Linked DNA regions of Homo sapiens: region 1 is linked to region 2. A link is a loop called in an ENCODE intact Hi-C map of the cell type or tissue named here. Cell type or tissue: heart left ventricle. All regions are shown on one strand. Links, peaks and the distances in the headings refer to the core of each region. The heading gives the core; the rest is flanking DNA. Region 1 has its middle 7.7 kb from the start of SPTBN2. Region 2 overlaps TOP6BL (TOP6B like initiator of meiotic double strand breaks).

The links. Hi-C counts contacts between places; a loop is a spot of excess contacts. Peaks named below come from ENCODE experiments on the same cell type or tissue, not always from the same donor. Only the 100,000 strongest peaks of a DNase experiment are listed, where the experiment ranks them.
Region 1: it touches region 2 in a loop (2.4-fold over the local background); 5 of 110 quality-filtered maps call a loop at or near these places.

Annotation. Positions count from the first base shown.
Region 1 is chr11:66,730,677-66,743,063 of GRCh38, reverse strand. It overlaps a transcript of SPTBN2 not described here. Among named protein-coding and RNA genes, the nearest start is that of SPTBN2, 7.7 kb to the right of the region's middle. In heart left ventricle, for the core only: no CTCF peak of the experiment used is centred there; no DNase peak of the experiment used is centred there.
Region 2 is chr11:66,778,753-66,795,148 of GRCh38, reverse strand. TOP6BL (TOP6B like initiator of meiotic double strand breaks) reads right to left here. Exons shown (of 15, transcript NM_001302084.2): 3 at 6,880-6,989. Among named protein-coding and RNA genes, the nearest start is that of TOP6BL, 42 kb to the right of the region's middle. In heart left ventricle, for the core only: no CTCF peak of the experiment used is centred there; no DNase peak of the experiment used is centred there; H3K27ac peaks cover 414 bases.

The DNA of each region.
Region 1 (12,387 bases), core at 4,516-7,015, 50 kb after region 2:
AACATTGAATGACTGCTTGTTGTCGGACCCCACTAGCTCTTTACATAAATGATGTCATCCTCTCAACTATCTTGTAAGAAAATTGTTATCGTCACTATTTTATGGGTGAGAAACCAAGGTATTGAGGATGGTTCTTTAAAATATTTCCCATCGTGGCCGGGCGCAGTGGCTCACGCCTGTAATCCCAACACTTTGGGAGGCCCAGGTGGGTGGATCATTTGAGGTCAGGAGTTCGAGACCAGCCCAGCCAACATGGTGAAACCCCACCTCTACTAAAAATACAAAAATTAGCCAGGCGTGTTGGCATGTGCCTGTAGTCCCAGCTACCTGGGAGGCTGAGGCAGGAGAATTGCTTGAACCCGGGAGGTGGAGGTTGCAGTGAGCTGACATCACACCACTGCACTCTAGCCCGGCTGACAGAGTGAGACTCTGTCTAAAAAAAAAAAAAAATTATCATTGTGAGTGTTGGCCCAGCAGAAAATGCTCCACCTTGAGAATGGCATTGAGAATGAAGATGAGTTGGTTTCCTAGCTTCCAGCCCTTGTCCTTGGAAATGAGCCTCTAGCTTTCAGCCCTTGTCCTTGGAATGAACTTCAGGGATAAAGGTGTAATGGAGCACCCAATACCACCCTAGAGGCAGTGGAGGCCTCTCAAAGGTAGCCAGGGACACAGCTGTCCTCCCTACTGGACATAGGGAGAAGCAAGGAGGGAAGCCTTCGATATGAGGGTTTGCCATCAGGACTTCCGTAGCGTAAACCCACGTATTCAGGCAGCATGCAATATAGGCTTGATATATGGTGAGAATCCACTCTGTGCTAAGTGCTCTTCACTTTTTCTTATTCATCTTAAGCAGTTCTCCCAATTTTGTAATCTTGTAAGAAAGATGTTATCTTTGTTTTAGAAATGATAAAAATGAGAATCCAAGAAGAAGTTGTATGAATAAATCAGGCATGGTGGCTCATGCTTGTAATTCCAGCACTTTGGGAGGCCAAGGCAGGAGGATTGTTTCAGGCCAGGAGTTTGAGACCAACCTGGGCATTATAGTGACAGCCTGTCTCTACAAAAAAATTTAAAAATTAGCCAGGTACAGTGATGCATGCCTACAGTCCTAACTACTTGGGAGGTTGAGGTGGGAGGATCTCGAGCCCCTCGAGTTGGAGGTTGCGGTGAGCTATGATTATGCCACTGCACTCCAGCTTAGTGACAGAGCAAGACCCTGTCTCAAAAAAAAAATTAAAATTTTAAAAACGGTTTTTTGCTCAGACCTCATCCTCAGAACACTAGAATGTTAGAGCCAGAAGGGACTTTGGAAATTATCAGTTATCTATTAAGATGAAGAAATTTGAAGCCCAAAGAAACTAAATGACCTGCCCTTGGTTAAGGTCACCTTAGTTAACTAGGCCAACCAAGGAGGCTTTGAGTATGGCTCTCGATATTTTCAGCCCTGGCCTTCCAGGTCTCATTTATTGGCAGTGTCTGTAGGGAGCCAGTTATTTCCAGTCCTTAGACTGGGTGACATATTGATTCTGCTTCCATTTCTGCACCCACCTCAGAATTTATATTACTGTTTCATGTTGTATTAGTTCATTCTCATGAAGACATACCCGACACTGGGTAATTTATAAAGGAAAGAGTTTTAATTGACTCATTGTTCATCATGGCTAGGGAGGCCTCAGGAAACTTAGAATCATGGCAGAAGGGGAAGTAAACAGATACTTCTTCACATGGCAGCAGGAAGGGGAAGAATGAGTGCCCAGTGAAGGGGGAAGCCCCTTATAAAACCATCAGATCTCTTGAGAACTAATTCACTATCAGAAGAACAGGATGAGGGAAACTGCCCCCATGATTGAATTATCTCCGCCTGGTCCCTCCCATGACACATGGGGATTATGGGAACTACACTTCAAGATGAGATTTGGATGGTCACACAGCCAAACCATATCACATGTCTACTTTGGATATCTTGTTTATTCCAAAAAGAAACCCTCTGTCTGAGACACACTCCCTGCCCCCCTATAAGAAGAGCCCAAGACTGATTCTGACCCAAACTCAAGGGTTTGAGTGGAACCAGAACATCCTAGGGAGTGCTGCCAGATGAACAATGACATTTTAGGGACTGTTGAGCTTTCCTTTTGAATGTGCCCTCTCTGTGTCTCCTAGACACTTCTTAAGGCCCCACCTTGTTTCTTAGGCTCCCCTAGAGCTTTCAAATGCCCTAAAGAGGCTGACCCTAGGAACTTAAGTAGAAAATATCCTTGAGGTCCGCCTTTCCAAGCTGATGCAAAAGGAAGTCCATTTGAAGACTCCCTCCCCTGGGAAAGAACCAAGCAACTATTAAGCTGTTTCCCATCCAGACAGTAGGAAAGGGTTAACTGCTTCTCTCGGGTCCTGAGCAAAGTCTGTCCCATACCAGTTCCCATAACCGGGTTTCCTGAAATGGAGCAGGTCCCAGGTGACTCTCCACTAATCACATCCTTGGAAATGGGGCCATGAGGCTCAGATTAGCTCATCCCTTCACCTTCTTGAGGCCTTCTCCACCTGGAGCACAGAATCTGGGGCAGCTTCACCACTCACCTCCCTCTGCTTTCTTATCAGGGGTCAGACAGGGATGTTCTAGCAGAGGAATATTATTGGGCTAATGGGGGCAACTAGAGGCCATAATGGTGCTGACTTTTGTGCAATTCTTGGACTACAGCATCTGTTCTTCCCCTTTCTAAGACTTAGGGGAAAAGAGAGATTCTTTTCCTGGGACAGTACCAAAGTTTATATAACTCGAGTATTTCGTTCTTCACCCCCATTCCCTGTTTTCTTCCTCTCCTTGAATAACTGACTATGATACTGACTAACTTCCTGTTCTTCCTGGCCAAGTCACCCTTTGCACAAAGTCTGATTTCTCATCCACCAGTAGCAGGTGCTGGGCCAGCCCAGGAGATTTCATTCCTTTCCTATTATTGTCCAATTTTTCCTCTGCCTAGATAGCCAATAAAATCTACATCACAAAGTGGTTCTGCCCTGTGTAACTGGCTTTTTTTTGAAGGAGTTTTGTTCTTGTTGCCTGGGCTGGAGTGCAGTGGCAGGATCTCGGCTCACTGCAACCTCCATCTCCTGGGTTCAAGCTATTCTCCTGCCTCAGCCTCACGAGCAGCTGGGATTACAGGCATGCATCACCGTACCTGGCTAATTTTTGTATTTTTAGTAGAGACAGGCTTTCACCATGTTGGCCAGGCTGGTCTCGAACACCTGACCTCATGTGATCTGCCTGTCTCAGCCTCCTAAAGTGCTGGGGGGATTACAGGCGTGAGCCACTGCGCCCAGGCTATAATTGGCTTTTTACCTTATCTCTAAGTAGGGCTGGATTTGTCCTGCCAGCTGATGTCCACTGGAAGAGAAGTATTCTTTGTGACTTAGAAACCTTGGGAATGCAAACAGCACTGTAATGTGGTCACATATGGTCAAGTAAACCTATTGATCCAAAGACCAGATGATCAACTGTATTTGAAAGACAGGTAGGCTAATTGAGACAAAAATTCTTCCAGCAGCCTCATTAAAGAGGACATTGACTCCACATATTCTAAAACTCTCAGATTGTTTCATAGACATTATTTTAACTATATTCCTGGGAGAATTTTCCTATTTTAGCTATGGAAAACTAAAATATAACACCTAAAGAGAGGTAAAATGGGAAAAGAATTGAGACATCCTGACTGTGTGTGATTACAGTACTCCGAAGCACTTTGCCAGGGATACAGGTGTACAGTCTTTAAAGCTAGTTTTCTGGAACCTTAGTTGAGCTGATTTTTCACCGATCTCTAAAAGTTGACTTGGCTGTGCACAGTGGCTCACGCCTGTAATCCCAGCACTTGAGGAGGCCTAGGCAGGAGGATTGCTTGAGCCTAGGAGTTGGAGACCAGCCTGGACAACATAATGAGACCTCATCTTTAAAAAAATTAAAACTTAGGCCCGGCACGTTGGCTCACGCCTGTAATCCCAGCATTTGGGGAGGCTAAAGTGGGCAGATCGCTTGAGCTCGGGAGCCCAAGACCAGCCTGGCCAACATGGCAAACCCTGCCTTTACAAAAAATAAATTAGGCAGGCATGGTGGTGAGCACCTATAGTCCCAGCTACTCATGAGGCTGAGGTGGGAGGATTGCTTGAATCTGGGAAGCAGAGGTTGCAGTGAGCTGAGATTGGGCTGCTGCACTCCAGCCTGGGCAACAGAGTGAGACACTGTCTCAAAAAATAATAATAATGGCCAAGCGCAGTGGCTCACGCCTGTAATCCCAGCACTTTGGGAGGCCGAGGCAGGCAGGTAATGAGGTCAGGAGATAGAGACCATCTTGGCCAACATGGTGAAACCACATCTCTACTAAAAATACAAAAATTAGCCGGGCGTGGTGGCGAGCACCTGTAGTCCCAGCTACTCAGAAGACTGAGGCAGGAGAATTGCTTGAACCCGAGAGGTGCAGGTTATAGTGAGCTGAGATCACACCACTGCACTCCAGCCTGGCAACAGAGAGAGACTTCGTCTCAAAAATAATAATAATTTAAAAATAATAAAGTCAATTTGATTTTCATCTGTTCTGGCGTTAAGGCCACTTCTGACTTCTGTTTCCCCAACTTTCATTCTCACCAATTGGAAAGAGACTATGGGATCAAAGGTCTGAAAGGGTCAGGATGTCTCTATTCTTTTCCCATTTTACCTCTTTCTTTAGGTGTTATGTTTTAGTTTTCCATACCTAAAATAGGAAAATCCTCCCAGAAATATAGTTAAAATAATGTCTATGAAACAATCAGAGTTTTAGAATATTTAAATTAGAAGAAATCTTTTTTTTGTTTGTTTGTTTTTTTGAGACCGAGTTTTGCTCTTATTGCCCAAGCTGGAGTACAGTGGTGTGATCTCAGCTCACTGCAACCTCTGCCTCCCGGGTTCAAGTGATTCTCCTGCCTCAGCCTCCTGAGTAGCTGGGATTATAGGCATTTGCCACCACACCCAGCTAATTTTTGTATTTTTCATAGAGATGGGGTTTCACCATGTTGGCCGGGCTGGTCTCAAACTCCTGACCTCAGGTGATCCACCTGCCTCGGCCTCCCAAAGTGCTGGGATTACAGGCGTGAGCCACCGTACCCGGCCTAAATTAGAAGAAATCTTAAAGGTCATTTAATCTAGTATTTCCCAGCCAGAGAAGCAATATTTTTTTCAACTCATTTCCTTTATCCCCACCTCTTCTCCTGATTAGCTTCTCTCTACCTCCTTCCTCAACCTCTTTCTGGTATCCAAGGTAGAGTGTTGGTCCAGTTTACATAGTGTATTTAGTGTGTTTAGGGTTGGGAAACACTGACGTACTTCACCTCTCTATTTCATGCAGTAATCATTCTAACAGTCATAACAAGTTGGTATCTAGCTTTTACTTGAATATCTCGTGTTGGGAAATTTGCCGCCTCAGAGGCAACCCATTCCAGCTTTGGGCAGCAGTGGTTTTGTAGAGAGTTTTTCATTATATCAAGCTAAAGTCTACTCCCTTTCTCTGCCCCATGTCTTCCACCCATTGGTCCCAGATCTGCCTGTTGAACCCACAGAGAATCCATCTAATCCCTTTATAAAGGGGCGTGGAGAATACCCAGGAGTGTAATTGTTAACTTGTCACAGTGGCTCAGACCTGGCCTGAATGATTGTATTATAGATATCCTGTGCTTTGTATGCTAGCTGTGTTCCTAAAACATTGTATAAGCCAAGTTTTGTATGAATCAAATCATTTTAGACATACTGAGAAGTTGACTGTTTAAAAGAAACCCTGTTATCAGTTCTTTCATAAACTGAAGAATCCTTGTGTAATGCAAATAATCTCCCCCTTTAACATTTTATGCAAATCTAGATTTTCATACATTATACTTTACCTAAGGCAAGGTTTGCCTACATACAAAACAAGTAAAATAATGATAACAGTAATAGCTAACACTTATTGGGCCCTTATCTGGTACCAGGTGTCATGCATCTGACAAGCACTATTTAATTTCTCATCACAACTTCCTTCTGTAAAATTATCCCTGATTTACAGATGAGGAAGCTCATGCTTAGAGAAGTTAAATACCTTGTCCAAGTTCACACAATTAGAAAAAGATGAACCAGAATTCAAACACGGTCTGATATCTTCACACCCTGGAAGTTTCAGAAGCCATAGTAGTTGACATGACTAGCTACTAGCTGTGCGCCACAGCACAAGTAAATTAGGCTGAGATACAGAAAACTGACCTCAAATGTCTATAGCTTCAAAGATGTACACAAAACCTATTCTTCTCTGAGTGCCCTGGGTTTTCTAGTACAACTCAGTTTCTAGTGCAATTCAACTGAGGAACCCCGAAGCCTTCCCCCTCAGTTATTAGTATTAAACAGATGCCATCAAAATTTATTTTAAGCAGATGAGTGTAATCAGACACTTTTTCTTTTCTTGTTTTTCTTATTGCTGCTGAACAAATTAAGACACTTTCTCAAAGGTCTGTGTATTCACAGGGGTTAGTGGCATGAGCTTCTTGGAAGAAAAAGTGGTTCGTTATTGACTGATAAACTCAAAGGTATTGAGAATCATGGTTGGTCCCAGACTGCTCCCAGATGAGTCTGAATCATTCATATGGGCCCAGTTTTTAATGGCATTTAGGTTTGCAAGTTAAAAATCGTTTGAGAGGGATCGTCCATAAATAAGTGCTGGTTTGAGTCCCACCTGGAGAAAGATAAATGGATGTAATATTTCCATGTTCTCAAATCGGTTCTACTTTCTCCGATTTCATCAATAGCAGCATGCACTCACAGCATCGCTCAGCTTAGAACATCCCTTGGGGCTCTGAGAACCCACACTTTTCTACACTGTGTAAGGGAGCTCAAGGCATGACTGTCTTCAGTCCTCTGTACCCCACCTCCACCTACCCCCACCTGTTAGAATTCCCTATCTGATGTGGCACTTTATCTTGGCTCATTTGCAGACTTTTGCTTTCGAATACTTGATTATCCTTTGCAAACCATGCCCCAAGCTGGCCAAGACCAAGCTGACTTCATGGTCTAAGTAATCACAGGAAATCAGGTCAGTCCTCGGAAGCTATCAGGCTCCCCTAGCAAGCCACCTTTCCGACCTTTACTTGTGCAGCATGCTTGTTTACAATTTCAAGTCATAGACTCAAGTGAGGAAATATGTCATTTTCTTTATTTCTCAACTTAGTTCGTCAGCTCTCATTTCTACTGATAGCTAAAAAAGAATTAACTTCACCAATCAAGATAACGCAATCTGACATTTTGAGCTGGATGATTAAAAAAAATAAATAATGCAATCGTTGCAAGTTTGGTTTTTTGTTTTTGTTTGTTTGAGACAGGGTCCCACTCTGTTGCTCAGACTGGAGTGCAGTGGCATGGTCATGGCTTACTGCAGCCTCGACCTCCCAGGCTCAAGCAATTCTCCCACCTCTACCACCCAAGTATCTGGGACCATAGGCATACACCACCATGCCCAGATAATTTTTAAAGTTTTTGTAAAGATGGAGGTCTCACTATTATTGCACAAGCTGGTCTTGAACTCCTGGCCTTAAGTAATCCTCTTGCCTCAGCCTCCCAAAGTGCTAGGGCTACAGGCGTGAGCCACCATGCCCAGCCGTCAATCGTTGCAAGTTTTAAACTCAGTCTCTCAGTCTCTTAGGATTCTCCTCCCAGCCCCCTTCTCCTTAATTTTTTTTTTTCTTTTTTTTTTTGAGACGGTGTCTTGCTCTGTCACCCAGGATGGAGTGTAGTGGCACAATCTCGACTCACTGCAACTTCTGCCTCCTGGGTTCAAGCAATTCTCCTGCCTCAGCCTCCCAAGTAGCTGGAACTACAGACATGCGCCACCACGCCTGGCTAATTTTTGTATTTTTAGTAGAGACAGGGTTTCACCATGTTGGCCAGGCTGGTCTCCCACTCCTGACCTCAGGTGATGCACCTGCTTCAGCCTCCCAAAATACTGGGATTACAGGCAGGAGCCACTGTGCCCAGCTCTCTGCTGTAGATTTTAAAGGGTCTAATAAAGGGTTCCAAAGTGAAGAATTTAACTTTGATCTCTCTGTATCATCCCTATGCAGAGGGCAGTGCATCTACAAAGCACTTACTTGCTGTTGCCGTTGCTGCTGCTGCTGCTGCTGCTTAAGTGATGGAGATAGATTAGGGATAAAAGAAATGGGAAATACATCATTTGATATGAAAACATTTTGTTTCATCTACTGACAATAAGGACTCCTCTTCTCTCCCAAGGTCTTTTCTTCCATTCATTAGTTTATTGCACAGATATCTATATGTTTGCTCTGCTGGGGATACAACTGTGAAATAATTGTGTTCTCTTCCCTCATGGCGCTCATGCTGTAAAAGAGAACACAACCAATGGGCAGTGACAATCCAGTATGGAGTGCTCTCAGAATGCCCCTGTCCCAGACTTGGAGCTCAAGGAGGGCTTTCCAGAGGAAGTAACATCTAAATTGATACCTGAAGGATGAGTAAACATTGGGTGAATGGAAGAGGAAGAGCGATTCCAACCAGAAGGAAGAGCATGCTCAAAATCCCATAAACACTGGGGAAACTCTAAGAGGTTCCTTATGGTGAGGACACAGAGTGCCAAGTGCAAGTGGTGAGAGACCAGGCTGGAGAGGTAAGCAGGGTGTGCAAACTTGGTTAAGAACTTTGGACTTTGTCCCAAGGGCAGTGGGGAGCCACTGAAGGGTTTCCAGAAGAGGAATGATCTGTCTGATGTATTAAAGAGACTACTCTAGCCGCACAGTAGATAAGATGGCCCAGGAAGAGCGCAGAGAATAAGAAAAGGCCTAGACAAAACACCACCATCAATAACAAAATTAAGCGACAAGCAGAAAAGGAACTCACAAAAGAAACAGAGAAGGACCACAAGGGTTGAAGGAAAACCAAGAGAATGGCAACCCCATAACAAAAGAAGAAAATTTCAAGAAGCAGGGCATAATTAGAGTCAATTGCTGCCAAGAGGAGAAGTAAGACAGCAATTGGAAACTAACAGCTGGATTTTGCAATAGGATAATTTTTTTTTTTTTTTTTTTTTTTGAGACGGAGTCTCTCTCTGTCGCCCAGGCCAGACTGCGGACTGCAGTGGCGCAATCTCGGCTCACTGCAAGCTCTGCTTCCCGGGTTCACGCCATTCTCCTGCCTCAGCCTCCCGAGTAGCTGGGACTACAGGCGCCTGCCACCGCGCCCGGCTAATTTTTTGTATTTTTAGTAGAGACGGGGTTTCACCTTGTTAGCCAGGTGCAATAGGATTATTGACAACCTTGTTGAAAGCAGCTTTAGAGTGGAAGTTCTGTTGCATTGGATTAAGTCAATTGTATCAATGCTCATCTATCCCCTTCAATTACCATCTATTTCTACACTGATGTATTCCAAATGGGTATCTTAAGTCCAGACCTCCCCTTTAAAGTCCACGCCCATATACAATTGACTACTCAATATCTCCACTTGATTGGTTCAAAGATACCTCAAACCTAGGTTCCAAAACCAACAATCTCTCCACCCAAACCTGGTTTTCCTGGAGTATTCCTCATCTCAGCAAATAGTAGCTCCATTATTCCAGTTGCACAACTCATCCTTGACTAACCCTTTTTCCTCACCACCACCCCTGTATCTATCCCATCACCACATCTGGTTAATTCTTTCAACCTGTGCACTCCATCTCCACTGCCAGCAACTGAGTTCAAGCTACCATCTTCTCTGTCACCCTACCCACAGTGGTAGCCTCCTAACTGGTTTCTCACACATCTTTGCACCCCTCCATAGCAACTGGAGTAACCTATTCCCCCCATAGCAGCTACAGTGACCTTTTTAAAATACAAAGTTGATCCTATCACTTCCTTATTTCAACCTTTCAATAGTCTCTCAGGGCTCTAAAGGTGAAAATCAAAATTCTTTAAATAATGACATAAAAAGCTCTGCATGATCTAGCCCTTGCCTATCTCCCCAGTCGCAATTCTCTACACATTCCCTCTTCCCCTCTGTTTTCCCTGCACCCTGGTCTTTTCTCCATTTCTTTTGTATTGTTTTTTTTTTTTTTTTTGGTTGGTTGGTTTTTTGAAAAAGAGTCTCACTCTGTCCCCCAGGCTGGAGTGCAGTGGCACAATCTCAGCTCACTGTAGCCTCCGTCTCCTGGGCTCAAGAGATTGTCCTGCCTCAGCCTCCCGAGTAGCTGGGATTACAGGCACTTGCCACCACGCCCGGCTAATTCTTGTATTTTTAGTAGAGATGAGGTTTCACCATGTTGGCCAGGCTAGTCTCGAACTCCTGACCTCAGGTGATCCACCTGCCTCAGCCTCCCAAAGTGCTGGGATTACAGGCGTGAGCCACCGCGCGCAGCCTCTTTTCTCCATTTTTTTTTTTTTTTTTTTTTGAGAGACAGAGTCTTGCTCTGTTGCCCAGGCTGGAGTGTAGTGGAATGATCTCAGCTCACTGCAACCTCTGCCTCCCGGGTTCAAGCAATTCTCCTGCCTCAGCCTCCCGAGTAGCTGGGATTACAGGCGCATGCCACCACGCCCAGCTAATTTTTTTGTATTTTTAGTAGAAAAGGGGTTTCACTGTGTTAGCCAGGATGGTCTCAATCTCCTGACCTTGTGATCCGCTTACTTTGGCCTCCCAAAGTGCTGGGATTACAAAGTCGTGAGCCACTGCACCCGGCCTCTTTTCTCCATTTCCTATGTACACCATGTGTCCTGCAACATCAGGCCTGTTAGCCATATGCTCTGTGGCTAAGAACATGGGTTCAAGGGTCAGATTGGGTTAAAATCCCAGCTCTACCCTTGCCTGGTTTGATGACCCTGAGTAAGGTACTTAATCTCTCAATGTCTCCATTTCCTCATCTGTGAAATGGGGTTAATACTTACCTCTTGGAGTTGTTATAAAGGATTAAATGAAATGTTATGTGTAAAGTATTAGAAATACAGTTCCACGTTAATGTTAGTAACAGCTATTATTATTCCCCACTCTGTCTGGTTAATGCTTCTCATATTTCAGATCTCAGCTCAGGTGATCTGAGGTTATGACTCTGTTCAGTTCTCTCTTAACATCCTGAACTTTTCATTCATAACACTCATTATACTTTGTGGTTATATATCTGATGGGTTATTTTATTAATGTCTGTCAATCCCACCACAGGCTCTTCCAAGAGAAAACAGACAGTATCCATTTTACTCATCATTATATCCCCAGATCCCAGCACAGTGCCTGGTATATAATTAGCCATATAGTTTTTGCATAAATATTTGATTGAGCAGGGGCGAGGAAGTGAAGCCAATGAGTGCAAATGACTCAGGAAGACTGTGAACATAAAGAGCAAGGGGAATGCATGGAGGGAAGTCGGGGCTTCTTGATTATTTTTTAAGCTGGCAAATGCTTGAGCATGTTTAAATGCTGATGGGAAGGAACCAGCTGAGAGACAGCAGTGAGGGCCGTGAGGCTGCAGAAGGGGATGAGACTTAGCATAGGAGCCAGAAGAATCCATCTTAGGTGAAAAGAGGGACACCTCTTCCCTGGTATTGAAACAAGAACTGAGAATTCGGCTATGTATGTATGTTTGGTGGGCAGAGCCAAAACCTTTCCATGAATCTTGGTAATGTAAGCAGCAAATGTGGATTCACTGAGAAGCTCAACAAACTTGGTGGATATCATTCCATTCGCTTTTGCAACTCAAATAAGAAGGAACCAGATATTTTCTTCATCATTGACTGTACTGGTTCACTACAGAGCAAAATAACAAGTTTCCAAAGCAACCCAGTCACAGAGCTGAGATAGGTGATCTCAGTGTTCTCTTTATTCAATGTGCTTCCTCTCCAAATCGGGAAACAGTATGGGAAATAATACGGTAAAATCATAACGGCTGATACTGATTAAGTGCTTACTATGTGCTGCATATAATTCATTTACCTGCAATAATTCATTTGATGTTCCCCACATTATGGTGCCATTTTACATGTAAGGAAACTGAATCCTAGGGAGGTAACTTGCCCAAGGTCACATAGTCAGTGGGTGGCAGAACTATGTTTTAAACCCAAGGAGTCTGACTCCAAAATCAATGCTTTTAACCATTCTGCTATACTCCCTGTCTAGCAGAGAGGAAAGAACATATTAGGATTCAGAAGACCTGGAGTTTCTACCATGAACTAATTCTGTGAACTTGTACATTCACTTAGGTGTCTGAACATCAGTCTGTTCATCAATAGAATAAGAATGAGAATGTTTATCTTACAAGGCTTCTTGAAGGATTATGAAATGCTGAAAATAGGAAATTATAAAAGATATTATTTTGCTAATCATAAGACTTAATACCCTTGACTTCTAATTGGGTCACGATATTATAGGCTGTCATTGAG
Region 2 (16,396 bases), core at 6,117-8,616:
ATATATTTTTTTTTGAGATGGAGTTTTGCTCTTGTTGCCCAGGCTGGAGTACAGTGGTGTGATCTCGGCTCACTGCAACCTCTGCCTCCCGGGTTCAAGCGATTCTCCTGCCTCAGCCTCCTGAGTAGCTGGGACTACAGGTGCGTGCCATCATGCCTGGCTGATTTTTTGTATTTTCTGTAGAGACGGGGTTTCGCCATGTTGGCCAGGCTGGTCTCGAACTCCTCACCTCAGGTGATCTGCCCACCTCGGCCTCCCAAAGTGCTGGGATTACAGAAGTGAGCCACTGCGCCTGGCCCCTTCTTTGTAGATTTTTTTAAAAAGGCTCAGAGAAGTTAAGCAACATGCCTAAGGTCACTTAGCTGTTCAGTAGTATAGCCAGAACTTGACTGTAAGTCTTTCTTTTTTGTTTTGTGAGTGACCTTAAGTCTTTCTAATACTAATTGCCCATGTTCTTGCCAATATACTACAAACACTTCCCTACAAATATAAGATTTACCACTAGGTGATGATTTTACAGCAGGGATGGTGCTAAGGTATCTTATTTATATTATCTCATTTAACCTTCACAAAAACTCTATTAGGTACCCAAATTTTATAAATAAAAGATTGTGCAGGATCTGGATTTTTAAAAATGAAGGAAAATAAAAATAAATATTTTACAAAAGAGTCTCAAAAAGGTTAAACAGCTTGTCCAAGGTTAGCCAGGTCAACTTGGCTATAAATCTTTAGCATTAACCACTTACCTATACTGACTCACTATTATAGTGTTCCTAAAACCAAAGTTAGAAACAGTCTCCTAGAAAATGCAGAACTCCAAAAAAATGAAAGAAGAAATACAATCAGAAATCAGTAGGTTTTTATTGTTGGCTCAGAGAATACACAGCCATGTACTAGGTATATGTTAAAAACAAAAAACAAAAAAAATGGTCCCAGATGTCAAAATATGATAATACAAAAAGAAGAAACATGCAAATATAGAAGGATAAACTATTACAATATTTTTATTTTATTACTTTTTTTTTTTTTTTTTTTTAGAAACAGGGTCTCGCTTTGTCACTCAGGCTGGAATGCAGTGGCATGATCATAGCTAACTGTAACCTCGAACTTCTGGGCTCCAGCAACCCTCCCACCTCAGCTTCCCAAATAGCCAGGACTACAAGTGTGTATCACCACACCTGGATAATTTTTATTTTTTAATTTTCTGTAGAGACAGGGTCTCATTATGTTGCCCAGGCTGGTCTCAAACTCTTGGCCTCAAGCAGTCCTCCCACCTTGGCCTCCCAAAGCACTAGAATTACACATAAGCCACTGCACCTGGCCTTTTAATGTTTTTTATAAGTACACTGAAAAAGAAGTCAAAAACTGTGGCAATAGGTTGGGATTAAAGATAGAAAAAATTGGGCCAGGTGCAGTGGCTCACACCTGTAATCCCAGCACTTTGGGAGGCCAAGGCGGGTGGATCACCTGAGGTCAGGAGTTCAAGACCAGGGCTGGCCAAGATGATGAAACCCCGTCTCTACTAAAAATACAAAAATTAGCCTGGAGTGGTGACGGGCACCTGTGATCCCAGCTACTCGGGAGGCTGAGGCAGAGAACTGCTTGAACCTGGAAGGCGGAGGTTGCAGTGAGCCAAGATCACACCACTGTACTCCAGGCTAGGTGACAGAGAAAGACTCTGTCTAAAAAAAAAAAAAAAAAAAACAAAAAAAGAAAAAATTATTTGAAAAAGTATTTGAAAAAATTAACAAAAATGGGCTGGGCACAGTGGCTCATGCCTGTAATCCCAGCACTTTCGGATGCTGAGGCGGGCAGATCACTTGAGGTCAGGAGTTCAAGACCAGCCTGGCCAACATGGTGAAACCCCATCTCTACTGAAAAAATACAAAAAAAAATTAGCCGATTACAGATGGCGTGCACCTGTAATCCCAGCTACTTGGGAGGCTAAGACACCAGAATCACTTGAACCTGGAATGGAGGTTGCAGTGAGCTGAGATCGTGCCACTGCACTCCAGCCTGGGTGACAGAGTGAGACTCCATCTCAAAAAAAAAAAAACATTATTACCAAAATGGATGGGGGATTATTAGAAAATTCTGTAAATATGTCTAGGATTATTCATGCATGTTAACAGTGGTAATTAAATAATAACTGCAATTGGTATACATATCATAGTCACATCCTTCATTTTTAAAATTTTAGTATAAAATGTTTAAACCAAAAAGCAATAGTCTTTAAAGCATTTTCTGTGCTTACCACTTCCAAAACAACTTCTTGGAACACTTTCAAAGCTTTGTAACCTTGGTGATTATAGGGCGTATCATAGAGAGGGCTAATTATATCTAACAGTAAGACAACCGAAGTGAAAGTTCCTTGAGCAACTACTGGAGAGAGACTACAATGAATAATGATGATATTTACTGACTACTTGCTACATGTCAAGCAGTTTCTATGCAAGTAAGAAATAACTCCATTTTATAGAAGAGGATAATGAGACTCAATAAGCTAATTAATTTGTCCAAGGTCATACACAGCTAGTTAAGTGGCAGCACTGGGATTCAAACCTAGAGCTGACTAACTCCAAAGTCCACATTCTACTATCCAATGCTGCCTCTCCAAAAATGTTCATTTTCTGTGTATACAGGTAGCTATCTGAATGGGGTAATATATAATCCATCATTATTTTTTATGGAGCCTGACAAGCAATGCTTATGTATGGCTACTCAATATATGCATTTACTCACTCATAAAATATTAATGTGGCTTATTATGTACCTGGGCTTATAAAAATAAATAAGACAATCTCAGAATTAGAAGAGTTCACAGTTCAGTAGATGAGACAGACTAATTTATATGACAATGTGAAATTTAGATAAATGAGGTGCTAAAGGAATACAGCAGAAGGACCGACACCTATCCCAGAGTTAGGATAAAGTGACTAATGTCAGGTCAGAGAGGATAATTAATACAACACAACTAACCCCTTAAAAGGGGTTAGAGGACCCTTTTAAGATCTACTCATAGAATTATTAGAGAGAGGAAGCTGGGTGCGGCGGCTCACGCCTGTAATCCCAGCACTTTAGGAAGCCGAGGCAGGCGGATCATGAGGTCAGAAGATCGAGACCATCTGGCTAACACAGCCCATCTCTACTAAAAATATAAAAAATTAGCCAGGCATGGTGGCGAGTGCCTGTAGTCCCAGCTACTCAGGAGGCTGAGGCAGGAGAATGGCATGAACCTGGGAGGCGGAGCTTGCAGTGAGCTGAGATCGCGCCACTACACTCCAGCCTGGGCCACAGAGCAAGACTCCCTCCCAAAAAAAAAAAAAAAAATTATTAGAAAGAGGAAGAGAGAGATGACAAAGCCTTTTACAGTTGGGTGTTGGGTGTTAGAGACCCAGTACCCCAGCCTGACATACCTACAGAAGCAGTGAATTTACTTATTTACTGTTATGAAAAAAATAGATGCTGCCAGCCGTGCACAGCAGAAACTACTATTGAATCATATGGTTTTAGCCTTCACCTTTAAATATGTCTAATTATATGACAGAATATAGAAGTATGTTTTCAAATATGAACTTATACAGTCATGAGCCCTTATATCACTTTCTAGAAGAAAGTCTGTCTCTCTCTCTTGCCCCCTCACCTTAGATACATACACACAGAAGTACAGATGTATAAATATATAGATATGTTTGTGCATATATATGTTTGTATGTATATATGTATAACTCCATTCACTTGATCACTTAGTATTATTACAAAAATAAATATTAAACTGGATAAAGCTGTCAAGAAGATCTTATAAAATCAGATTGCTTTTGAAGGGACATGTTACCCAGCCTAATGAACACCAAGATGTAAGACTAGCTGTGGGCATAAACACAAAACCCAATATCTCTCCTAAATGAAACTTTCCTCAGTCTTCCTTGCAATTGACTTTCCTCGCAGGCCCAAATTAATGGATCATTTATTATAGCTTTTCCATGGAGTCTCTATTAGCCTTTGCTGTGAACCTTGCTACTTAACCTTTCTCCTCAATTGAGGCATCCATGATGAAATCTTTTACAATCTCCCTTTTATCTCTTCTCATTCTCTTCATTCAAATATTGTCTACATAGCTGCACAGTACCAAAAACAATGAGATATAATGGAAGAAATGCATGAGGAAATCCTTGTTCCCTTGAGGCTAATGCCGTTTGACTATACTATTATTTTACTTCTCATCTCCATCACCAGCTGACTGCTGGTCACTAAGCTCACAGTTTTCCTCTGTATGCCAAATGCTGTCATCATCTTGACTGACATCCATATCCAAGCAGATAACTAGCCTAAGCAATAACTTAGTCTCACAGTTCCCTGACCTCTTCAACAATAATGACCTTGACCTCCACTCATTCCCAGCCACCTATTTCCATGGCCACGGCTTGGAACTGTTCCATTCTGAAAATCTTAAATTGAAATGTCCCACTCTATTGTGAAAAGATGTACACCAAGGTGTTAATAACGGCTGCCTTGAAAGGCCAAATTATGTGTATTCTAAATGTTTGTTTTGATCATACTTTGATTTTTCTGAGGGAAACACTACTTTTGCAATAAAGAAATAAGAGAAACTTTATCACTCTGATAACAACTTCCTATTCTTTCAAGTGTCAGAATCTCCTACACCCAGCAAATCTGTTTTTCAGTCTCATCAAGACCTCCAGACTTCAACCTCTTCCCATGGATTAGATGCCCTTCCTCCATGCTAACATAGCATTCAGGGCTCACTTCTATCATCCATCCTGGGAATCACACCGTATTGTAATTACGTGTTTACTTCTTGATCTTTCTATTTATATTCCAGGTTCCTTGGGATCAAGTAACATATCTTTTTTTTTTTTGAGGCAGAGTCTCACTCTATCACCCATGCTGGAGTGCAATGGCGCCATCTCGGCTCACTTCAAGCTCCGCCTCCCGGGTTCACACCATTCTCCTGCCTCAGCCTCCAGAGTAGCTGGGACTACAGGCTGCCACCACACCCGGCTAATTTTTTGTATTTTTTGTAGAGACGGGATTTCACCGTGTTAGCCAGGATGGTCTCAATCTCCGGACCTCATGATCCACCCGCCTCAGCCTCCCAAAGTGCTGGGATTACAGGTGTGAGCCACGGCGCCCAGCCAGGATCAAGTAACATATCTTAAGACACTGTACCTACAGATAGTATCTAGCTCACTGACACTGACTTGAACAAACACACGTCTGGATGAATAAGTAAATATTGAAATAGCCCTGATCTATATGAGTCAGACTTTGGTTCAAGTTCTAATTCTGCCATTTAACTGTTGTATGACACTGGGAGAGTCAGTCAAGTTCTCTGAATCTCAACTTTCTGGTCTGTAAAATGGGGTGATAATCCTCATCCTACCCACTTCATAGACTTGTCAGGATGCTTACATAATATATATAAATGTTATGTATACAACTTACTGCTTGTTCAGGCTGACTGAAACACAGAACCTCATTTCCTAGAATTGCCCTTCTTGGTTCACTGGAATCACCTTTTTATTGCTACTTGACATGAATAGTTTCAGAGCTGACTAACCATTAATTGCTCCAGATTGTTTACCCTCCATTCTCCTAAAGAAGATAAGGCACAGCCAGGGATATCTGTTGTCCTGATACCATACCCATTCCTTTCAGAATGAGCATATAATTATTCAAACATGGAGAAAGGCTGCCCAAGGGCTTCCTGGGAGAATGTTTAAAGCACTCTAATTCGTTATGTCTCCACCAACTCTAAGGAAGGAAAATAGGAGATGAGAGACCTGTTAAAGGGAATGGAGAATGAATTATCACCCTCATAAATCTGGACTACAAATAAGTCGATAAAGAGATCTCTAAACCAAACTAATAAAAATGTATCCAGGTAGGATCTGCACTGGGAGTCACTTTTAATTTTCTTTATTAGGAGATCCAAATTCAAATAAGGGCTTGTTTCAGTGGTTCTCAAATTCATCTGCATATTAGGAATCACCTGGGATCTAAAAAATGTTCCAAAGCCTATGCCATACCTATTACGGACTGAGTGTGTCCCTCAAAATCCATATGCTGAAGTTCTAAGCCCCAAAGTGACTGTGTTTGGAGGCAGGGCCCTCAGGAGGTTATTAAGATTAAATGAGGTCACAAGGGTAGGGCACTGACCCCAGGTCTTAATAGGACTGGTGTCCTTATAAAAAGATACACCAGAGCCAGGTGCCAGTAGTTCCCACCTGTAGTCCCAGCTACCAGCTACTCGGCAGGCTGAGGCAGGAAGATCACTTAAGCTCAGGAGTTCAAGTCTGTAGTGTGCTATGACTGCACCTGTGAATAGCCACTGCACTCCAGACTGTGCGACATAGCAAGACCACATCTCTACCAAAAAAATTTTCAATAAAAATAAAGAGACATTAGAGATCTCTTTCTTTTCATCCACATGCAGAAAAAAAGCCATGTAAGGACACAGTGACAAGGCAGTAGTCTACAAGCCAGGAAGAGAGGCCTCACCAAAGCCAGCCCTGACAGCACCTTGATCTTGGACGTCTAGCCTCCAGAACTGTGAGAAAATAAATCTCTATTGCTTAAGCCATCTAGTCTGTGGTATTTTGTTATGGCAGCCCAAGAAGACTAATAATTACAACACCCAGACCAATTAAATCACAATCACTCAGAGTGGGACACAGACGACAGTATTTTGGGAGCTCCTAGGTGATCTAATGTCTGCACAGGCAAGTTTGGGAACCATTGCCTTATTTCATTCCAGCTTGGAACTTTGATGGACCTAGGCTTTTCTTTCTTGTTATTAGATTGCAGAAAAATAAGAATAAAATCATTAGTAATTTATAAGACCACAACAAAACCTGCCTCAAAAATCATCTGGAAGGGTGTTACCCCTGTCATATCCTGAGAATAGCTGCCTTCCTCTGAAGTCCAAGTCAGCTTTGCAGAGATTCCGGGCAGTATGGACTGTATTTCTGTGTGAGAAGAAATGGCAACAAAGTCAAACAAGCAGTTTGGATAAGAACCAGGATTTCTGGATTTGTTTATTAAACTGGTGAGCCAAGAAGGCTTTTCCCTGATGAAAAGATTATCTACAAGATTTAAAATATGACTGGAAATGGCTATGCATCAGCAAATTGCTTGAACATTTAGAATTACTTTATGGGATTAGGACATTTAACCTCATCTTTTCAATTTTTTACATTTGCTAAATCAATTTTTATTTTCTGTTAATTTCCACAAGGTCATGTTTAATGCCAGATAGCTTCAGAACTGATAGTTCTGATATTCTTGTATTTTTTAATAAATCAACTCATTATGTAATAAACACAAGTCTAGTACATGAACTAATTTAGAGCTGAAGGCTGAAAAATTCAAGAATGACTCTCAGGCATGTACCTTTTTTTTTTTTTTTGAGTCGGAGTCTTACTCTGTCACCCAGGCTGGAGTGCAATGGCGCTATCTCGGCTCGCTGCAACATCCGCCTCCTGGGTTCAAGTGATGCTTATGCCTCAGCCACCCAAGTAGCTGGGATTAGAGGCATGCACCACCATGCCCCGCTAGGCTTTTTTTTTTTTTTTTTGTATTTTTAATAGAGATGGGGTTTCATCACGTTGGCCAGGCTGGTCTCGAACTCCCGATCTTAGGTGATCCGCCTGCCTCAGCCTCCCAAAGTGCTGGGATTACAGACATGAGCCACCGCGCCTGGCCTGCTTTGTTATTGAGGTTGACAATGTTGATATTACACAAAAATTAAACTTTAAAAACCTAACGATGATTAAAAAAATATGCCCTAAAATAACAGCACAAGTTTCTCCTAAGGCATTCATGCTACATATCTCATAATGTTTTAACCACCTCAAAAAAGTGTGCACATTCCCAAGATCAAATCCTAGCTATCGGCTGGGCACGGTGGCTCACGTCTGTAATTCCAGCACTTTGGGAGGCCAAGGTGGGTGGATCACCTGAGGTCAGGAGTTCGAGACCAGCCTGATCAACATGGTGAAACCCCGTCTCTACTAATAATACAAAAATTAGCCAGGTGTGGTGGCATGCTCCTGTAGTCCCAGCTACTCAGGAGGCTGAGGCAGGAGACTTGCTTGAACCTGGGAGGTGGAGGTTGCAGTGAGCCAAGATCGTGCCATTGCACTCCAGCCTGGGCAACAAGAGCAAAACTCCATCTCAAAAAAAAAAAAACAAAACAAAAATTGTAGCTATCAATCTTAATGGGTAATATTGTTCTTGCCATTAGTTTGTTTTTCAAACCTAATTCAGTTACAAAGCCCTTGATAATAGGACAGCAAGGGTATGCTACACTGAAGTTTAATGAACTTAGCACTAAACCAGGATGTCTTACGTCAATCTTCAGTTTCACCACTGATCAACTTTCTGACCTAAGGCAACCCCCCTTTTCTGTGATTCAATTACCATTCTGTGAAATAAGAAAAAATTGTACCTGAATCCTATTTCAGTTTGATTAGTAAGACAGTACAGAAATGGGGTAAATGTGGATATATGAGAAAAGGTTTGTAAATAACTGAATTCTTCAGAAATCTTACTAATTTAAAATAAATTGTGTAGATATTTGGGGGGAAATCAATTTCAGTAGTCTCACTCCACACACACAAACATACAAATCCAGATAGGTTGACTACAGTTAAATGTAAAAAGGTGAAACAAAAACTAAGTAAAAGCCTTTGATTTCAAGATGAATTAAGCATATGCTGAAATCTCATCTTCCTGTTCAAACATATAAAATAATACAAATATTTTTAAATCTTAATAAATACATAGTCATGGTGAGAAAAAAAGAAAACAGAAATTTTTTTTTTTTTTTAAGACAGAGTTTTGCTCTGTCACCCAGGCTGCAGTGCAGTAGCATGATCTTGGCTCACTGCAACCTCTGCCTCCCAGGTTCAACAGGGTCTCCTGCCTCAGCCTCCTGAGTAAGTAGGATCACAGGGTTGTGCCACCATGCCTGGCTAATTTTTGTATTTTTAGTAGAGACAGGTTTTGCCATGTTGGCCAGGCTGGTCTTGAACTCTTGGCCTCAAGTGATCTGCCCGCCTTGGCCTCCCAAAGTGCTGGGATTACAGGTGTAAGCCACCATATCTGGCCAGAAGAGAGAAATCTTTATAGACCAGAAATGGAAAGGTGTTCTTCTTTCTCCTCCTTTGAAAAGAACAACAAAAAGGGAACAAAAGAGAGATTCCACAATAGTAGACAAGAACTAAAAAGATGCATAGTATTTGGGCCTAGACTAGGAAAAAACATAGAGCTAATACTGTAACACTCATAGGTTTAAGAGCAAGAGCCACACACAGGAGGTCTAAGCAAGGGAGCAACACATGAACAAGGACTAGAGGTGCACTGCCTGTCTACCTGAATGTTGGTTACAGCCAAGGGGATTCTGGCAGCAGCCTCACTGATATGAGATGAGGGCCATAGAGCCATTTCATGTAAGTGGTGAAAGGACTCAGAACTATATAATCTATTAAGATGCAAGAGCTTTGCATCTTACCACCCATACAAAGATTAATCCTAGGTATACATCATACAAGGCTAAGGCTCAGCAACTCAGAGAGCCTCCTACGGGACAGTTGTCAACACAAAATGTGTTCAGATTAAACATATCATGAACAATTAGCTCTTAATTAAAAATTACCAGGCAAAGAAGATTAATACCATGAAAACGATAATACACATCAACCAATGCACTTATACCTAAGGAAATAAAGTTAATAGAACAATCTGGGAGAGATTTTTAAATAAGTATCTATATTTTATACCTTTAAAAAGAAAAAGAAGCCATGAAACAAGGAAACACTGTCGTAAATTAAACAGAAAGTAATGGGGTATTAGAAATCTTGGAAACTGGCTCGGCACGGTGGCTCATGCCTGTAATCCCAGCACTTTGGGAGGTTAAGACGGGTGGATCACCTGAGGTCAGGAGTTCAAGACCAGCCTGGACAACATGGTGAAACCCCGTCTCTACTAAAAATATTTAAAAAATTAGCCGGGCATGGTGGTGAATGCCTGTAATCCCAGCTACTTGGGAGGCTGAGGCAGGAGGACTGCTAGAACCAGGGAGGTGGAGGTTGCAGTGAGCTGAGATCACGCCATTGCACTCCAGCCTGGGCGATAGAGCGAGACTCTCAAAAAAAAAAAAAAAAAAAAAGAAATCTTAGAAATTAAAGATACAAAAAAAAGAAAAGAAATTAAAGATACAGTGTTTGAAATTAAAACTCTATGGATGGTTAGATTGGACACAGTAAAAGAGCAAATGTAAAAGAAAACTTAGTACATGAATGCTCATAGCAGGATTACTCAGAACAGCTAAAAGTGGAAACAACCCAAATGTCCATCAAATGATGAATGGCTTAACCAAATGGGGAGTATTCAGCCATAAAAAGAAATGAAGTACTGTTACATGAAACAACATGGATAGGCCTTGAAAATATAATGCTTAAAGAACCCACACACTAAATGCTACATATTGTATGATTCCATTTATATGAGATGTCCAAAATAAGCAAATCGACAGAGACAGAAAGTAGATTAGTGTTTGCCAAGGCATAGAGAATGAAAGTAAGCAGAGTGACTGCTAATGAGTACACGGTTTCTTTTTCTGGATGAAAATGTACTGGAATTGGATAGTGATAACAGTTATACAGGCAGGAAGCAGTGGCTCATGCCTATAGTCCCAGCACTTTGGGAGGCCAAGGCGGGAGGACCACTTGAGCCCAGAAGTTTGAGACCACCCCTTGGCAAAACCCCATCTCTATAAAAAATACAAAAAAATGGCAGGGTGCAGTGGCTCACGCCTGTAATCCCAGCACTTTGGGAGGCCAAGGTGGGCGAATCACGAGGTCAGGAGATCGAGACCATCCTGGCTAACACAGTGAAACTCTGTCTCTACTAAAAATACAAAAAAAAATTAGCCAGGCTTGGTGGCAGGCGCCTGTAGTCCCAGCTACTCGGGAGGCTGAGGCAGGAGAATGGCATGAACCCAGGAGGTGGAGCTTGCAGTGAGCCGAGATCGCGCCACTACACTCCAGCCTGGGCAACAGAGCAAGACTCCATCTCAGAAACAAAAACAAAACAAAACAAAACAAAAACCAAAAAAAACAAAAACAAAAAAATTAACTAGGTGTGGTGGTGCACAGCTCTAGTCCCAACTATTCAGAGGGCTGAAGTGGGAGGATTACCTCAGGCCAGGAGGTAGAGGCTGCAGTGAACCATGATCACGCCACTGCACTCCTGCCTGGGTGACAGAGTGAGACCCTGCCAAAAAATATTAGTTATACAATCCCGAAAATATACTAAAAACCACCAAATTGTATACTTTAAAATGGTTGTGTTTATGATATATGAATTTTATATCAATTAAAAGAAAAGGCAAGAGACATTAAAAATAGATCCAGAAGAAATAATGACTGAGAAATATAAAACAAAGACAGATGTAAGTGCTATCTGAACAGTTTTACCAAACGTCAAGCAGGCTAAATTTCGAAAAAACAAGGCAAAAGCAAAAATTAAAAAAGCCACATAGTTAACACATCACAGTGAAACCCAAAATAACAAGGATAAGCAGAAAACCCTACGAGCTACCAAAAAAATTAAATTAGCAAAAAAAACCCATGAGTTAGCAATGCTAAATGTCAGAAGATGATCCAGTACTATCTTCAAAGATCTGAAGTAATTTTGAATCTGGACTCTTTTACTTACTTATCTATCTACCTATCATCTATCTATCTGTCTGTCTGTCTGTCTGAGACAGGATCATGTTCTGTGGCCCAGGCTATGTGCAGTGGGGTGATCATAGCTCACTGCAGCCTTCAACTTCTGGGATCAAAGGATCCTCCTACCTCAGCCTCCCAACTCACTAGAACTACAGGTGTACACGATGCCCAGCTAATCTTTTTTCTTTATATTAAACTGTTTAGGGAAATTGTTGTAATTTTTTGTAGATACAGGGTCTCACTATGTTGCCCAGGCTGGTCTCGAGAGATCTTCCTGCCTCAACCTCCCAGAGTGCTGGGATTACAGGCATGAGCCACCTCACCCAGCCAAATCTGAACTTTTAAGAGAGCCAAACTACCATTACAAAATGAGAGACTTAAAATGTTTACCATCTACAAGTCCTCAAATAACCACTAAACAAACCACCATGTCCATTTAAACATGAGTTTACATTTTTGCTGAGATCATGTGGGGATAAGGAGGAAGAAAGAGATCATTATCAGTATCAAGTTACCTCTTCACATAGGTCTTCAACTGTTAAAGATGAAGTAGATAGAAAATTTTCAATCAGATGACATTACGAACACATAGCAAAACTATGTACTGGGGCTTCTCCTCCCAGCATTAATGAAATAACCAAATGAGCCCTCAAACCAAAAACTACTGTAAAACTGGATAAAATATATGAGACAGTTGTTTTCAGGCACTGGACAATAGATAGCACAAGGTTACAATCCCTTGAGAGAAGGGAAACTCACCAGGTTAGTCCTGTTATTTCCCTGGGTGTCTGCCTGGGGAAATTTTCCCATCTACAGAACAGGGACATGGAACCCAAGCAGAGGACAGTGGTCCCACTAAGCTGAGGAGGCAGAGAATAGATTTTGGAGTTGTGAAAGTACCTGGAATCTGCAGGGCAGGGCACTGGAGAAGAGGGAGATACAAAGAGCAGGGTACTAAAGTCTGTGTAGGAGCTCCCCATGAGTCCTTGGCCAAGGTCTGGACTATCCATGCAGAGAGTGAGACTACATATGATTTCCCACAGAGCAGGTGCTATGGAGTTGAGAATGTAACAAGACACTAGCAAGATTTTCCAGTGCTGAAAAATGTTGGCCTTCAGGCCTAGCTAGAAATGGGGAGACCTTGTTAAAACTGCTGGTGTCTAGCTGAGATGCCCCACAGATAATGCTTTAGTAATAAAAACCATACTGTCGATGAAGGTGTGCTCTAGACCCACCCCAAAAAAGTCTAAAGCCATTCCTTGACAAAACCCACAGAGGAGATAGAGTTTGGAGGCTAAATGGTATCAAATTAGAAGAGTTTGAAAAATGCATTGGCTTTCTACAGACCTACCCTTTAAAATGCATAAAAACAAGCCTGTACAAGGTCAAGGTGCATAGCCTACTAGAGCAAAAATTAATACTCTCCAGAGATAGATAACACAATATAGAATATGATCATATTGCCCAGTATAAAACAAAAATGTACTAAATATGCAAAGAAATAGGAAATGATAACCCACAGTCAAGGGGGAAAAAAAGCAACTAATAGAAACAGAACCTGAGGGCCAGGCTCATGCCTATAATCCCAGCACTTTGAGGGGCCAAGGCAGGGAGATCGCTTGAGGCCAGGAGTTTGAGACTAGCCTAGGCAACATGGAAAGACTCATCTCTACAAAAAAATTTAAAAATTAGCCGGGCGTGGTGGTACATGCCTGTGGGTCCTAGCTACTCAAGAGGCTGAGGTGGGAGGATCACTTGAGCCCAGGAGTTGGAGGCTGCAGGAGCTATGACTGTGCCACTGCACTTTTCAGCCTGGTGACAGAGTGAGACCCTGTCTCTGAAAAAAGAAAAGAAACAGAACCTGATATGGTACAGATATTACATTTAGGAAAGACTTTAAAGAATCTATTATAAATATGTTCAAAGGCTTAAAAGGCGGCCTTAATGAGTGAACTGATAGGAAATGTCAGCAGATAACACTATACAAAAAGAACCAAAAAGAAATTCTATAACTGAAAAGTTAAATAATTGAAATGAAGAATTCACTTGATAGGTTTAATAGCAGATTAGAGGTGACAGAAGAGTCAGTAAAATCACTGAAGACAAATAACAAAAACTATCCAATCTGGAGAATAAAGAAAAAAAAGACTGAAGAAAAATGAATAGTCTTAGAAACCTGTAGGAAAATATCAACCAGTCTAAAATATGTGCAATGGGAGTCCCAGAAGGAGGATAGGAGAATAAAATGAGAATAGGACAAGAAAAACATCAAAAAACCATGAACAAAATTCCCTAAAATTTCATGAAAAATATTAAGGTGTGAAAAGCTCAGCAAACCCCAAGGAGGATAAATGCAAAGAAAATCACACCTAGGTATATAATAGTCAAAATGATAAAAACCAAAGATAAAGATAAAATATTGAAAGAAGCCAGAGGAAAAGCACACATCATATACACAGGAGGTATAAAATGAATCACAGCTGACTTCTTACCATAAACAATAAAGGCCAGGTCCACGCGCGGTGGCTCATGCCTATAATCCCAGCACTTTGGGAGGCCAAAGTAGGTGGATCGCTTGAGGCCAGGAGTTCATGACCAGCCTGGTCAACATGGAAAAACCCTGTCTCTACTAAAAATCAAAAAATTAGCCAGGTGTGGTGGCACATGTCTGTAATCCCAGTGCTACTCAGGAGGCTGAAGCACAAGAATCACTTGAACCCAGGAGGCAGAGGTTGCAGTGAGCCAAGATCACGCCACTGCACTCCGGCCTGGGTGAGAGAGTGAGACTCTGTCTCCAAAAAAATAAAATAAAATAAATAAATAAAAACAATAAAGCGCAGAAGACAATTGACAACATCTTTCAAAATGTTGAAAAGGAGAAAACTATCAAGCCAGATATTCCAGTGCAATATCCTTTAAAAATGAGGTTAAGGTAAAGGCATTTTAAGATAGAAGATGAAATAATCTGCTGCTAGAAGATTTGCTAAAGGATTTTCTTCAGGCTGAAGATGGAAACCCAGCTATAAAGGAAGAAATGAAGAGCACCAGAAATCATAAATAAGTGAATATAAAAGACTATTTTTTTCCTTGAATTTTTCTTGACAGCTAGCTTTTCAGAGCAAAAATAATCTCATAAGGCAGGGAATTATAAGTATTTGAGTATTTAAAAATACTCAAAATTGAGCAAAAAAACACTATTTACCTATTCTTTTGCCAATACCACAGTTTCTTTTTTTTTTATGAAAGTTTTAGGGTACATGTGCACAACGTGCAGGTTTGTTACATATGTATACATGTGCCATGTTGGTGTGTTGCACCCAGTAACTCGCCATTTAACATTAGGTATATCTCCTAATGCTATCCCTCCCCCTCCCCCCACCCCACAACAGGCCCTGGTGTGTGATGTTCCCCTTCCTGTGTCCATGTGTTCTCATTGTTCAATTCCCACCTATGAGTGAGAACATGCGGTGTTTGGTTTTTTGTCCTTGTAAAAGTATGCTGAGAATGATGGTTTCCAGCTTCATCCATGTCCCTACAAACGACATGAACTCATCATTTTTTATGGCTGCATAGTATTCCATGGTATATGTGCCACATTTTCTTAATCCAGTCTATCATTGTTGGACATTTGGGTTGGTTCCAAGTCTTTGCTATTGTGAATAGTGCCGCAGTAAACATACATGTGCGTGTGTCTTTATAGCAGCATGATTTATAATCCTTTGGGTATATACCCAGTAATGGGATGGCGGGGTCAAATGGTATTTCTAGTTCTAGATCTCCGAGGAATCACCACACTGACTTCCACAATGGTTGAACTAGTTTACAGTCCCACCAACAGTGTAAAAGTGTTCCTATTTCTCCACATCCTCTCCAGCACCTGTTGTTTCTTGACTTTTTAATGATCGCCATTCTAACTGGTGTGAGATGGTATCTCATTGTGGTTTTGATTTGCATTTCTCTGATGGCCAGTGATGATGAGCATTTTTTCACGTGTTTTTTTTGGCTGCATAAATGTCTTCTTTTGAGAAGTGTCTGTTCATATCCTTCACCCACTTTTTGATGGGGTTGTTTTTTTCTTGTAAATTTGTTGGAGTTCACTGTAGATTCTGGGTATTAGCCCTTTGTCAGATGAGTAGGTTGCAAAAATTTTCTCCCATTCTGTAGGTTGCCTGTTCACTCTGATGGTTGTTTCTTTTGCTGTGCAGAAGCTCTTTAGTTTAATTAGATCCCATTTGTCAATTTTGGCTTTTGTCGCCATTGCTTTTGGTGTTTTAGACATGAAGTCCTTGCCCATGCCTATGTCCTGAATGGTATTGCCTAGGTTTTCTTCTAGAGTTTTTATGGTTTTAGGTCTAACATGTAAATCTTTAATCCATCTTGAATTAATTTTTGTATAAGGTGTAAGGAAGGGATCCAGTTTCAGCTTTCTACAAATGGCTAGCTAGTTTTCCCAGCACCATTTATTAAATAGGGAATCCTTTCCCCATTGCTTGTTTTTGTCAGGTCTGTCAAAGATCAGATAGTTGTAGATATGCGTCATTATTTCTAAGGGCTCTTTTCTGTTCCATTGGTCTATATCTCTGTTTTGGTACCAGTATCATGCTGTTTTGGTTACTGTAGCCTTGTAGAATAGTTTGAAG